Linked DNA regions of Homo sapiens: region 2 is linked to region 1. The links are chromatin loops, found by intact Hi-C in ENCODE. Cell type or tissue: sigmoid colon. All regions are shown on one strand. Each heading gives the region's core, and the rest is flanking DNA. Links, peaks and the distances in the headings are about the cores only.

Region 1 (6,113 bases), core at 597-5,596:
ACAGGCTTTTCCTCTACTCTCCCACAGCATCCTCCCTGAGCCCTCAATCAAAGCACCTACAATACTGCCCTCATAGGGAGGTGCTATCTTTCTGTCTTTCCCTGAGCGCTGGGACCCATTGCATTTCACCCATTTATCCCCAAGGCCTAGCACATGTCTAGCACAACACAGCAATTAAATAAACCCTGTGGAATAAATTAATTGTGGAATAGCCTGGTTTCCATGGATGGTTATACAGGTTGTGCACTGCACAACCATGTGCAACATTCCTGGAAAAAGACAGAAATTTATTGATTGGTTGGGGGTTTTGAATAGCCAAGGAAAACTATTTGACCATTGCATGCCCTCTACCTGGGAAAATCACATACCCTAACAACTTCTTAGGCCTTACTGCATGGTCACATGGGGTAACATTCATACAGTTTCTCCAGCTCTCTAGTCTGCCCACAAAGGTGATATTGTTCAAAGGGGCAATCTTTCCTTGCCTTCCACCAGTCTATTCTTAACTTGACCCAGGTAATCTCTTTCACTGCTTACCAAAGATATTTCAGCTCCAGCTATCCTGTTTGCAGAATGGTGACGTATTCCATTAGGCAGGCAGGGCCTAACAAATATCCTCTCTGAAGCCATCAGAAATTGTGTCACTTAAACCTGGGCCTGGCAAGAGCCCCAGGCCCCAGCATGTCTCAGAATGCCCAGCACTTGCTGTCTGCCATGTCTCAGAACACCCACCATCAGGACCAGCCAGGAAGAAGGAAGAGCTTTCATCACAAGCACACTGCGACAGGGGGCCTACATTGAGTTCCCCTCAAGAACCATCCAGTGGCACAAGCTTCATGGAGACTAAGGGATTTTTCTAGGGTAACTGGTTTTCCAACCATATTACTCAGGTCATGAGAGAATCACAGGTGTTAGGTCTGGATGCACGCTTAGAAACCATCTGGCATCCCCCTCGCTTTACAGATGAGGATGCAGAAGCTCAGGGACACAGCCAAAGCTCAACCATCCATGGAAGTGATGGGCACAGAGAGTCAGAAAGATGAAAGCTCATGAGGGCCTGTCACCACCAACTCTTCCCACCAGACCTGTGCAGAGGAATCTAACTTAGAAGTTAAACCTTTTGGAGAATCCCTCCTACTCACTCTCTACAGCCCCTCCACATCGTGCAGGCAGGCTGTGTGCTGTTAGAACACGGCATTCTTACTCAGAACTCCAGGCCTTTGCTTCTGCCATTCCTCCCACCAGGAATGCCTTTTCCTTCCTCTCTAGCCATATCTTATGTTTCCTTCAGGGACCAGCTCCAGTGCCATCTTTGAGAGGGACCTCCCTTCTTTCTATTCTACAGAGTAAATGATTCCCTCCTTCACACTCCTCTGACGGTGAGAAACTTCCTTTAGGAAGGTGATCGAGTTGTTTTTCTGCCTGGATCACTTTCGTGCTCATCACCCTCAGATTTCAAGCCATTTATCTCTTCTTTGTCCTTCTGGGACTGACTCAGATGCCACCTCCTTCAAGTAGACTTCCCCGACTGGCTCCCCTCCCATTTTGCCTTCCAATGATCCTGCTTATTTCCTTCATTGTGTTCATCACCAGCTGTAATTTTACATTTGCTCTTACTTATTTGCTTATTAAAAAGTATTTATTGCACTCTTGCTACATTTCAGTCACTTTCAGATGCAATGATAACAGGAAAGATGGGATGCATGCTCTCAGGATGTTACATCCTGGTACAGTTGAGACAAGAAACAGGAAACACCACAGACACTATGATGAACAATTGCAGACGGTGCCGGGTGACAGATGAGGCAGTAAATCCAGGCGAGGGGTGAGGGCAGCTTGGCCAAGGTCCATACCACTACTTAGTGCCTGGAAAGCATGCTCCATAAGGACGGGGACTCTGTACCTGGGCTGCTAGGGCACCCGAGGGGCCACAGGCAGGCAATGCACATTCACTGAAGATGTCAGTGGGTATTCCTTTCTCATCCGCCCAGCACCAGACCCTGAGCCCCTCAAGGGAAGAGATTACTTATAATTTATCTCTGTATGTCCTATACCTGACCCATAGCAATATGAGTGTGTCCCCCCAAAAGACCCATTCTCCATCTCATCTTCAGGGAACATAAAGCAGATCAGAGAAGGTAAGCCGCCTTCCTCCTCTCATTCAATGCAAGAAATGATGCACAGCTGCTTTATCTATGGAATGTGACAAATGACCTTGTATTTATTCTACTTGGCTTAGCTCATCAGTGCTTTGCCAACTGTGTATTGTGGCTCATTTATCCATCTGATACACCTTTATTGGATGTGCACAGATGTCAGTGGCACTGTGGATCACCATAACTCCTCAAGTGGGAGCTGCCCCAGCCTCCCTCCAAACCGAGCTCCCCCCTCCCCGCTCCACCCCATCCCGCTCCCTGAAATCTGATCCCTCCCTGGAAGCACACAGGAATCTTTCCTGTCTGGGAGACCACAGTATCCCCAGTCCCTAACACAGTGCCATGCTTACAGCAGGGGCTTAGTCAATGTTTTGCAGATAAATGGGGCCCTGCTGGGGACTCAGGGGTGGGGTGCAAAGATGCATCACATTGGTGGTGCAACAGGATTTGTTTGAAAGGCAGGGATAGGCTGGGCGCGGTGGCTCACGGTTGTAATCTCAGCACTTTGGGAGGCTGAGGCAGGCCGATCTCCTGAGGCCAGGAATTCGAGACCAGCCTGGCACAGTGAAACCTCGTCTCTACTAAAAATACAAAAATTAGCTGGGTGTGGTGGCGGGTGCCTGTAATCCCAGCTACTCGGGAGGCTGAGGCAGGAGAATCGATTGAACCTGCGAGGCAGAGGTTGCAGTGAGCCAAGATCACGCCACTGCACTCTAGCCTAGCCTGGGCAACAGAGCTAGACTCCATCTCAAAACAAAAAAAGCAGGGATTTCTGAGTCTATTTAGACTGGAGCACCAACCACATGCTTTTGGGCAGTCACTTGGAGCCCTTGTCTATCACTATAACAGGATGCTGCTTTCCACGCAGGATCCATGCCCTTTAATCAGAACTGCATATGGGAAAGCTCAGCAAAGCCATATGGCCATATACACAGAAATGACGGTGATAGTATCCCTATGACTGAGAGCATGGCAAGAAGAAACTGGAGGAGTTTCCAGGTTTCTCGGGGATGGGATTCCCACTCATGGTTTAAGGCACAGAATCAACGTTGTCTCTCTAGGAAGCCTCCCCATCTACTGGAGCCCCTGGGGTGCATCACCGAGTCACAGCACCCGCTGCTTCACTGCTGTTATCTGCTGCTTGTCTGACTCCCCCACTACTCCGAGGGGTCACTCAGGACCAGAATGGTGTCTTATTTATTTTGAAACCTCGGCTCATAACAGAAGGCCCTGGCACATAGAAAATGTTGTATAAACTTTTGCTGAACTGAATTCTTATTCCAACCTTCTCTCAGATTTATTAAAGACACAAAAGGCACGTCTGTAGACTGAAGACGTTTTTGGCTTCGCACCCAGCTCTTGGTCTAACTCAGTGTGTGCGGCCAGGATCCGTAATGATGTGTTATGGAGACGAGTAACGTTGTTGGATACTGAGCAGTGCGTTCAGGCCGCATTCCTGTGGGCACGCGCTCAAGTCCATCATCCCTCAGCAGAGGCCGCGTATCACACTGGAACACACACAGCCTCTGCAACCAGACCCCGGGCCAACGTGTGGCACCCAAGTGTGAACAGTGGGGTCCTTCAGTGAGGTACTTAAACTCTCTGTGCCTCAGTTTCTCTTCTGTGAAATAGAATGGTAATAATGCCTGGCATCTGGGGTCATTGGGGGGATTAAATGAGCTAATACATGCAAAGAACTGAGAAAGCATTGACACATGACAAATGCCGTGTGGATGTCAGCTATTGTTCCTACTGAGGCAGGACACACAGTGGCCTGGTGGGAGGGGCGGGGTTTGATGTTGCAGGTATTACTGGAAGCCTTCTCCTTGCCCGACTTCCCCAGATATTTCTTCCACATCCTCACCTTGGTGGCTTTTGTGATAAAAAAAAAAAAAAAAAAAAAAAAAAAGATGGCAGTAGACATAATGCCTCCCAGGATTCTGTATCCCCATCCCCAACCATCCCCAGTCCTTATCTGGGTGGTCAGGACCACGGCTTCTGGGGTGCATCCCTGTCACTCAGCTGGACTCCAACTCCTTGGTCACCAGCACAGAGCCTAGTGCCAGGTCAATACTTAGAATATGGTATGTGGATAGGCTGCTCCTTGTTGCTAGACTGGCTGGGGCTGTAAGTTCTATATAAAAGAGTTCTCCATGAGGAAAAGAGTAAAATGCATAATTGTGGATCTGAATTCATCCAAGGCAATTATGGTGAAGCCACCCCTCTGGCCAGTGACCTGTATGTGCCCGCAGCTGGTTTAAGGGTAGAAATGTGGCCCAGCTCTGTTGGCTGTGACAGGAAAGGGAGAAGTCTCCCAAGAGGCATCTGAGGAAGATCTCTTTGGTCTAAATTTAAAAAGAAAAAAAAATGCTTGGCAGGAAATCATCGCCTTCTTCTACTGAACGTTCTTGTAGAATAAGGGGTCCTGACACTGTGGCATTTACCCTACGACCATGCAGTGGGCCTATGACAAAGATGCAGGATGAAGATGGGGCTCAACAATATGGTGGAGCCTCGAAGCCAACCAGCGCGCAAGCTCTCTCGCCACATGTTCTTGGAGATGGTATTTTCACCTCCTTGGCTGAGCTCTTGGGGGTTGCTTTTTCTGTTATGGGACCAGTTAGGATGCATTTGGCTGATAGTCACCAAAAAACCAACTAGCCGATGATTTAAATCAGGAGATGGCAAGCTTTTTCTGCAAAGGGCTAGAACATAAATATTTGAGGCTTTGTGGGCCACACAGCCTCTGTCACAACAACTCATGCCTGTCCCTGAAGCTCAAAAACACCACTGGTGAAATGTAAGCACAAGGCTAGCTGTGTGCCAATAAAACACAATTCGCAAAACCAGGCTGGTTTTGGCCCACATGGTTTAAGCCATGAAAACATTCATCGTTTACTTAATTAAAATCCCTGGCAAGATCCCAGGCCTGGCTGGGTAACTGTGACGTGGGCACCTCTGCAGTTTCCCATCCTTCCTCCCCAGGCTCCAAGGTGGAATGGACAGGAGGCCGAGAGGGGTCCCGATGTCCTCCTCACTGCCCGGCACACTGGCCTTGCATTTCATGTGCCATCCTCAGTGGCAAGGCGAGGTGCTGTCTCAGCCTCTGTCGTGAGAAATGAGCAAGTGGGGAAATGGGTGGGGACGGCTCCGGGGAGCTGACCAAGAGCGTCAGCCACGTGACTTGTCAAGGAGACCCAGGGAGCAGTGACTGAGAGAGGAGGCCAGCCTGGGAAAGGAGCCAGGTGCGCCAGCCCCCGCCCTGGGGCCAGGACAACAGCTTCCATGCACACACAAGAAGCAGAAAACTTTTTTTTTTTTGAGACAGACTTTTGCTCTAATCACCCAGGCTGGAGTGCAGTGGTGTGATCTTGGCTCACTGCAAGCTCCACCTCCCAGGTTCAAGCGATTCTCGTGCCTCAGCCTCCCGAGTAGCTGGGATTACCAGCAGCTGCCACCATGCCCGGCTAATTTTTTATATTTTTAGTAGAGACAGGGTTTCGCCATGTTGGGCAGGCTGGTCTTGAACTCCTGACCTCAGGTGATCTGCCTGCCTTGACCTGCCAAAGTGCTGGGATTACAGATGTGAGCCACTGTGCCCAGCCAAACTTATTTTTAAATATTAAATTTCAATTAAATTAATATGAATTTTACAACTTAACAAAATCGCAGAGACAAAAGGAACACTCAGGAAGTAATTTGAAGTACACTGTCAGAAAGGTGTCTTATGATCTGATTGTGAAATAGTTCATCCTTCACAAACTGCATTCACATGCCTTTTAACTGTGTCCTCTTGAGAAGTTTGTGAGGAGGTTTCAGTCCCCAGGTTGCAGGTGAAACTGGCAGAGTTGGGGGTTTAAACTCGGACCCTCTCAACTTCAAGCTCAGGTGTCTCTTCTGCTCAGCACTGTTAGATTGCACAGTGCAGCCCACAGGTGGCTGAGCCTGTGGCATCAG
Region 2 (6,113 bases), core at 623-5,622, 310 kb before region 1:
ACGTGCTGGCTTCCCCTTTGCCTTCTGCAGTGATTGTAAGTTTTTGGAGGCCTCCCCAGTCATGCTTCCTGTACAGCCTGTGGAACTGTGAGCCAATTAAACCTCTTTTCTTTATAAACTACCCTGTCTCTGGTATTTCTTTATAGCAGTGTGAGAATGGACTAATATACATGGTTTCTGTAACCCATGGTCAACCTTGGTCCAAAAATAGACGAGCAAAATATAATGAGATATTTCGAAAGAGAGAGAGAGAACACATTCACACAACTTTTGTTACAGTGTATTGTCATAATTGTTCCTCTTCTTCTTGTTGCCAATCTCTTACAGTGCCTAATTTATAAATTAAATTTTATCATATATATGTAGTATATAGGGTTTGGTACTATCCGAGGTTTTGGGCATTCACTTGGGGTCTTGGAATGTATTCTCCATAAATTAGTTGAGTGGGGGGGCAACTGTATCTTGAATGTAGCTCTTGATTTACATCATCCAGGTAACATCACAGAAGAAGATGGGACTTTTCCAGCTACAAAGGTGTTTATGATACCGAAATAAAGTCCAGGAGTCCCAGGGAAAATTCCAGGATTTTATCATGTCTTCCTGCATAATAACTTTGTCCTCCCCTAGTGAGCCCTGGCTCAGCAAATGACACCCATATCCACCCAGTTGTTCAAGCCAGAACACTGGTTGGAAGTTATGTTGATTCACCTTATTCACAGTAGTTATGTTCTATAAAGTCACCATGAACACTGAATTAGTGAATACCAAACCATTGCTCCTAGAGGAAATAAAGGGTTAAGTTCCTGTGTGCAACTAATCACAATTTTATCAACTGATCAATACATAACCTTGCTGTGTATTTGTTTCTGTCTAAAGATACCTTATTCAATACACATTGTTGATTCATTAACACTGAACTCACTGCACTATAATCAACACCTGAACAAAGCTTAACACTGGTATTTTCTTCATAGAGAAATCATAGCCTTTCTGCAGCTCTGAACAAAAGGCAGCATTTCAGCTCTGTTCTGAGAGGCCATTTAAAACAGCAAAATCACCAATAAAAAGCACAAAAAGGCAAAAGATGTATTGTGTAACTAAATAGACCTTGAAAAGGATACTTGATGCAGTGTGACAGCTGAAACAAGCAGGCAGGGTGCCACCTTGTTCCACCTCAGCTAGGAATGTGTGCATTGAGCAACTCAAATTTTTCAGGGCTCTGTGCATTTCTGCAAATGACCATGAAAGCACCATGAGTATTAATTTTAGGGTTACAAACAAATTGTAGTGAGTAGGTAAATTTGCAAATATGGAATCCACAAATAAGGAAGATTGACCGTATATTTGACCCCATTCCCAGTCACCAGTTTAATCAGTTTTACATCCTTTATATCTTTAAAATTGGTCCACTTCTTTTTATCTATACCTTCCACACCTCAGTCCATCCCAACAAACCACTTCTTCTGGATTAACAGGTTGCAGTCAGCCCACATCAACTCCTGTACCTCTTTAGTCTATTTTTCACTGGTGGCAAAAGGGGAGGTTGGCAAAGAGGGCTGTGGAAAGAGATGGGGCAGTTGTTGAAGAGAGAGGAAATTTAGGTTAAAGAAGATTTTAAGGAAGTAGCCTCCTTTTCTCCTTTATCTTGTGTGTGTGTGTTCTTTGTGATAACCTGCTCAGACTAGTTGAAAGGAGAAGACTCAGTGTCACTTGAGTTATGTGTACAATATTAATCTATTTAACTGTCTCCATAACTCTATATGTAGATACTATTATTATGTCTTGTCTTAGTCAGCTCAGGCTGCTATAACAAACTAACATAAAATGGGTGGCTTAAATAAGAAACATTTATTGCTCACTGTTCTGGAGGCTGGGAAGTGGGAAGATCCAGGCACTGGCAGTTAATAATGTCTGGTGGGGGACTGCATCCTGGTGCGTAAATAGCCGCCTAGAGCTCCATTTGAGATTGTGTCAAATTCAGAGAAAAGCATTCAACCAGAACTCAGTGTAATGGACTGGGCTGGATGGAGTAAGCCAATGGCCCTTAGACATTAATGGAGCCTCGAACTCATTGTTTCATGTACAATAAAGGAAAACTTCAGATTTGATTGAACAAAGAACATTAGTTTCCTTATACCAACTTGGGAATCATTCTCAAAATGTGATATTTTGTTTAGTTATATGAATAAACATTATGTCTTCTGATGAAGGATGAACCTTAATATTTGGAGGGGAAAAAAGCTATCACACACTCTCACAACCCCCTACCAGCCTTTGGGCCTTGGGCTGAGGCCAAGGCAGCTGCCCTCAGGGCACAGCAGTGAGCCACTTGACCAGTTTATTCCCCCAGATAGGATTTTGTGCCTCTGGCTTTGAAGTGGAATAAGCACTTCCTATCTGACATGGAACTAGCAAACCAAGGGTCAGGCTTCGCCTGCTCAGAGGAATTAAAGTCGATTGAGAAACACAGCTCTGTTTCTTGCCAAGAGAATCTTGCCAAGAGAATCTTGTCAAGAAACAGCTTTGAAGCTTTCTTCCTCTATCAGAGCTGGAGACTTTGGTACATGGGGTTATCATCACTGCGGCAGCCAAAGCAGCCTCGCTTTGTCTCTAACCCTCGCATCCACACAGCAAAGAACACTTTGAACTGTGTTTTTTGCACGTCCGTGTGTGCCAAGATCTTGTGGGATCCCCTGTTTTTGAAACTAGGCCACTCTCCGATAAGGATGGAGACCTTGCTTCCCTGCTCCCACCAAACAGAGCTTTCTATTGCTGAGTTACAGTGAATACAAGGCGATTAAAACTACAAGCTAATTTATGCTCTCTTGGGAGGAATTAAGGAGATGAAGCAACTGCTTTCTGGGGAGGAGAAGCGATGTGTATTTTTATCTTGCACCACCTTTCACTCTCTAGTTCTGCCTTGTTCTCCACAAATCTGTGTTAAGGCCTCAGCAGGTGCCAGGCACAGCCTCATGGAGACAAAAGCAGCTCCATCTTGGATGCTCATCCGCCATGTTGACTCCTGATTAACCCCAGTTCAGGGAAGGCCTCTGAGATTTTTACTTTCATGTACTTACCTTAACTCCTGCCCTTATGTCAAAACAACCTTGATGTTATTGTAAACACACATTTCCCATACATCCTGCCCTTAGACAAATTCTATATGGTACATAGCCCTGGGTCGTAGGGGTAACTGAGCAGGGATCCACCATCTTGTCTTGTGGCTGCCTGAGATGTGGCCTCTGTTCGTAAAGTCCCTATTAAGTGTTTCTTTCTGAGAAACTAGATTTGTCAGCCTCTGTTTTCAACTTTTCAGCTTCTTTGGACTTTGGGGATAGTTTTGCATAGACCTACTTAGCAGGGCACAGCGACCCAAAGTGTGGTCCTGGCAGCATGGGGGACCATCCAGGCCCTCACAGAGGACACCCTTCCTCCTGGCGGTCTGGCTGCGGCTGCTGGACCTGGTGTTAGGAGATGGCAGTTTAACACACAGCACCTTAACCATCCATGGCTTGCCTTTTCTTTCACAACTTGTCCTCAGGTACAGAGGTCTTCAGAACTTGGTTCCTTTCCAAAAGCAGAGCAGTGTTTTGACACAGGAAAACGCAAGGTCCTTTATGCCTGGAAGAAAGCAGCTTTCTCCTGCCTCCTCCTTGATGCGGTTCCCAGCCACCGCCCCCAGGATGCTCACTCCCTTTTATGAGCTGAGAGAGGCAGACCTTAGGGCCTCCTCCAATAGTTAATATACATTTTTTATATTTTTAAAAATTAACCTATCATAGTTGTACATATTTGAGGGGAAGCATGTGATATTTTGATACATGTATACAACGTGTAATGATGAAATCAGGGTGACTGAGATATCCATCACTTCAAACATTTATCTTTTCTTTGTGTTGGAAACATTATAATTCTCTTTTAGCTATTTTGAAATATACCATAAATCATGGTAAACTATAATTTCCCTACTGTACTATTGAATACTAGAACTCATTCCCTCTATTTAACTGTGTGTTTTTACCTGTTAACCAAGTTCTCTTCATCCTCCCCTCCCTTCTTCCCTTCCCAGCTTCTGGTAACCACCATTCTACTCTTAATCTCCATGAAGTTCACTTTTTTAGATTTCACATAAGAGAGAGAAACATGTGATATTTGTCTTTCTGTTCCTGGCTTATTTCACTTAAATAATGACCTTCAGTTCCATTCATGTTGCTGCAAATGACAGGATTCTGTTCTTTTTAATGGCTGAATAATATTCCATTGTGTATATCAAATATTTCATCTTAACATAAAGTAAGCTGAAGTAAAGATAACTACCCTCAATCAGAGTCTAGAAACATGGCGACTGAGATTTGGGGGTAAGGAGAGCAGTGGAGGGTGGAAAGGTGTTGAGGTACCCTGTGCTTTGCCCACAGCTGGGGCTACACAGGCTGCCTTCTCTCCTTCCTCCTTAGGGTCTAGCACAGTCCTACCTGGCCAGATGCAAGGTCACATTGCTAGCAGACACCCCCCTTCCTCCCTCTTTTCTTCCTCTTCTTCACCCCTCTCATTCTTCACCCTAGTAGCCACTGTGGGTGCCCAAGTCCTGCCTGGGTCCCTTGTCTCCACCTCAGGTGAGCTGGACCTGCTGTGGAGGTGAGCTGGACCTGCTGTGGAGGTGAGCTTTCCCGCTCTTTGGTAGGAAGGAGAAAGCACTGAGCAAGGAGCTGACTGATGGGCTTAGTTGCGAACATGCATGCTGGTCTCAGGCTAGTCTTTCTTTGTCTTCCTTTGCCTGTCCCTGTGAGCCAAGAGCCTTCACCACAGGTACTTGGGGTCAGCTGCAGGAGATTTCCTGGAACTCTGAACTTCTGGGTTTCAGTTTCTCTACCTGTCATATGAGAAGGAACCTGTTTGAGTCTCTCTCACAGCAGGCTGGTGTCTGCACGGAGGCTCTGAGGAGCTCATGGTCATGAAATCTGAGTGCCCCAAACCCACAGACGGAGACAGAGGCACCGCTTCCTGGAAGGCACAGTGAGAGCTGTTAAAATGCTAAACGACCAGGTCAAGCCTCCATATCCCTCGAGAGGCGTTTATGCATTTTACTGGAACACTCTGGCATGAAGCGTTCCCTGAAACAATTAAAAAGATAATGTACTCAGCCTGTGCTCTGTCTGTCTTTACTCTTTGTGCTTTTTCATGACGTTATCCATTCCCAGAACTCAGAGAGCCCCCTCTCCTCTTTCAGTTGACATTTGCTTGGCTGACTGACTCTCTTACTCGCTGTTTCCTTTCCTTTGGATGATTGACTTTTAGCATCATTTCAATGTCTATAACTAAATCAGCAAGGCTTCTAGGTCCAGCACTATAATTCTAAATTTCACTGCTACTACAAACATATCATGTCTGCCGACTGGACCAAGTGATTATAAGTCCCAATTAAACCCTAGGTTTTGCTTTTAAGCCAGTTTCAAGTCAGGCATTTATTCACAGTTGTCTGTAATATCAGGCACTGTGCTAGGCAAATGCGGCAGAAAGTGGCTGAGAAATGGTGCTCATTCTCCCAGAATTCAGAAGGTTTTGGTGAGACAGACAGATAATAGTTAATGAATTTAATGATGACAATGCAGTGATGATCAGTGACGAGCCGATGACTTGATAATGACAATCCATGTGATAAATACAATAGCAATGGTATCATAACGTGACGGGACAGTGAAGAGGAGAGAGTAGCCTAGGATAGGGCTGCACAGATGAGGTGATGTTTGCACCAGGCCTTAGAGGCTAAGGAATCTCAGCAGGGCAAGAAGAACTTCCAGAAAGGGGAGCATCCGTTCATTCATGGAACAAATATCTATGGGGAGTTTGCAGTGTTGCCTAAACAAAAATCAGGAAACCTGACGTGTGTGTTTTTGAAAAAAAATATTTATTACAGAAGTTTTTTGTTCTTTTTTTTTTTTTTTTTTTTTTTTTTTTGAGACGGAGTTTTGCTCTTGTTGCCCAGGATGGAGTGCACTGGTGGAATCTCAGCTCACTGTAACCTCTGCCTCCTGGGTTCAAGTGATTCTCCTGCCTCAGCCTCCTGAGTGGCTGGGATTACAGGCACCCACCACCACGCCTGGCTAATTTTGTAT

What was found. A loop is a pair of places that touch in the nucleus more often than their neighbours do. Peaks named below come from ENCODE experiments on the same cell type or tissue, not always from the same donor. Only the 100,000 strongest peaks of a DNase experiment are listed, where the experiment ranks them.
Region 2: it touches region 1 in a loop (8-fold over the local background); 2 of 110 quality-filtered maps call a loop at or near these places.

The regions. Positions count from the first base shown.
Region 1 is chr1:229,112,760-229,118,872 of GRCh38, forward strand. The region is part of intron 2 of LINC02815 (long intergenic non-protein coding RNA 2815); the gene reads right to left. Among named protein-coding and RNA genes, the nearest start is that of LINC02815, 39 kb to the right of the region's middle. RefSeq lists enhancers at 3,147-3,648, 3,649-4,148. In sigmoid colon, for the core only: no CTCF peak of the experiment used is centred there; DNase peaks (open chromatin) are centred at 1,832, 3,562, 5,112, 5,372 and 2 weaker places.
Region 2 is chr1:228,800,133-228,806,245 of GRCh38, forward strand. No RefSeq gene overlaps it. Among named protein-coding and RNA genes, the nearest start is that of RHOU, 68 kb to the left of the region's middle. In sigmoid colon, for the core only: no CTCF peak of the experiment used is centred there; a DNase peak (open chromatin) is centred at 2,509; H3K27ac peaks cover 1,295 bases.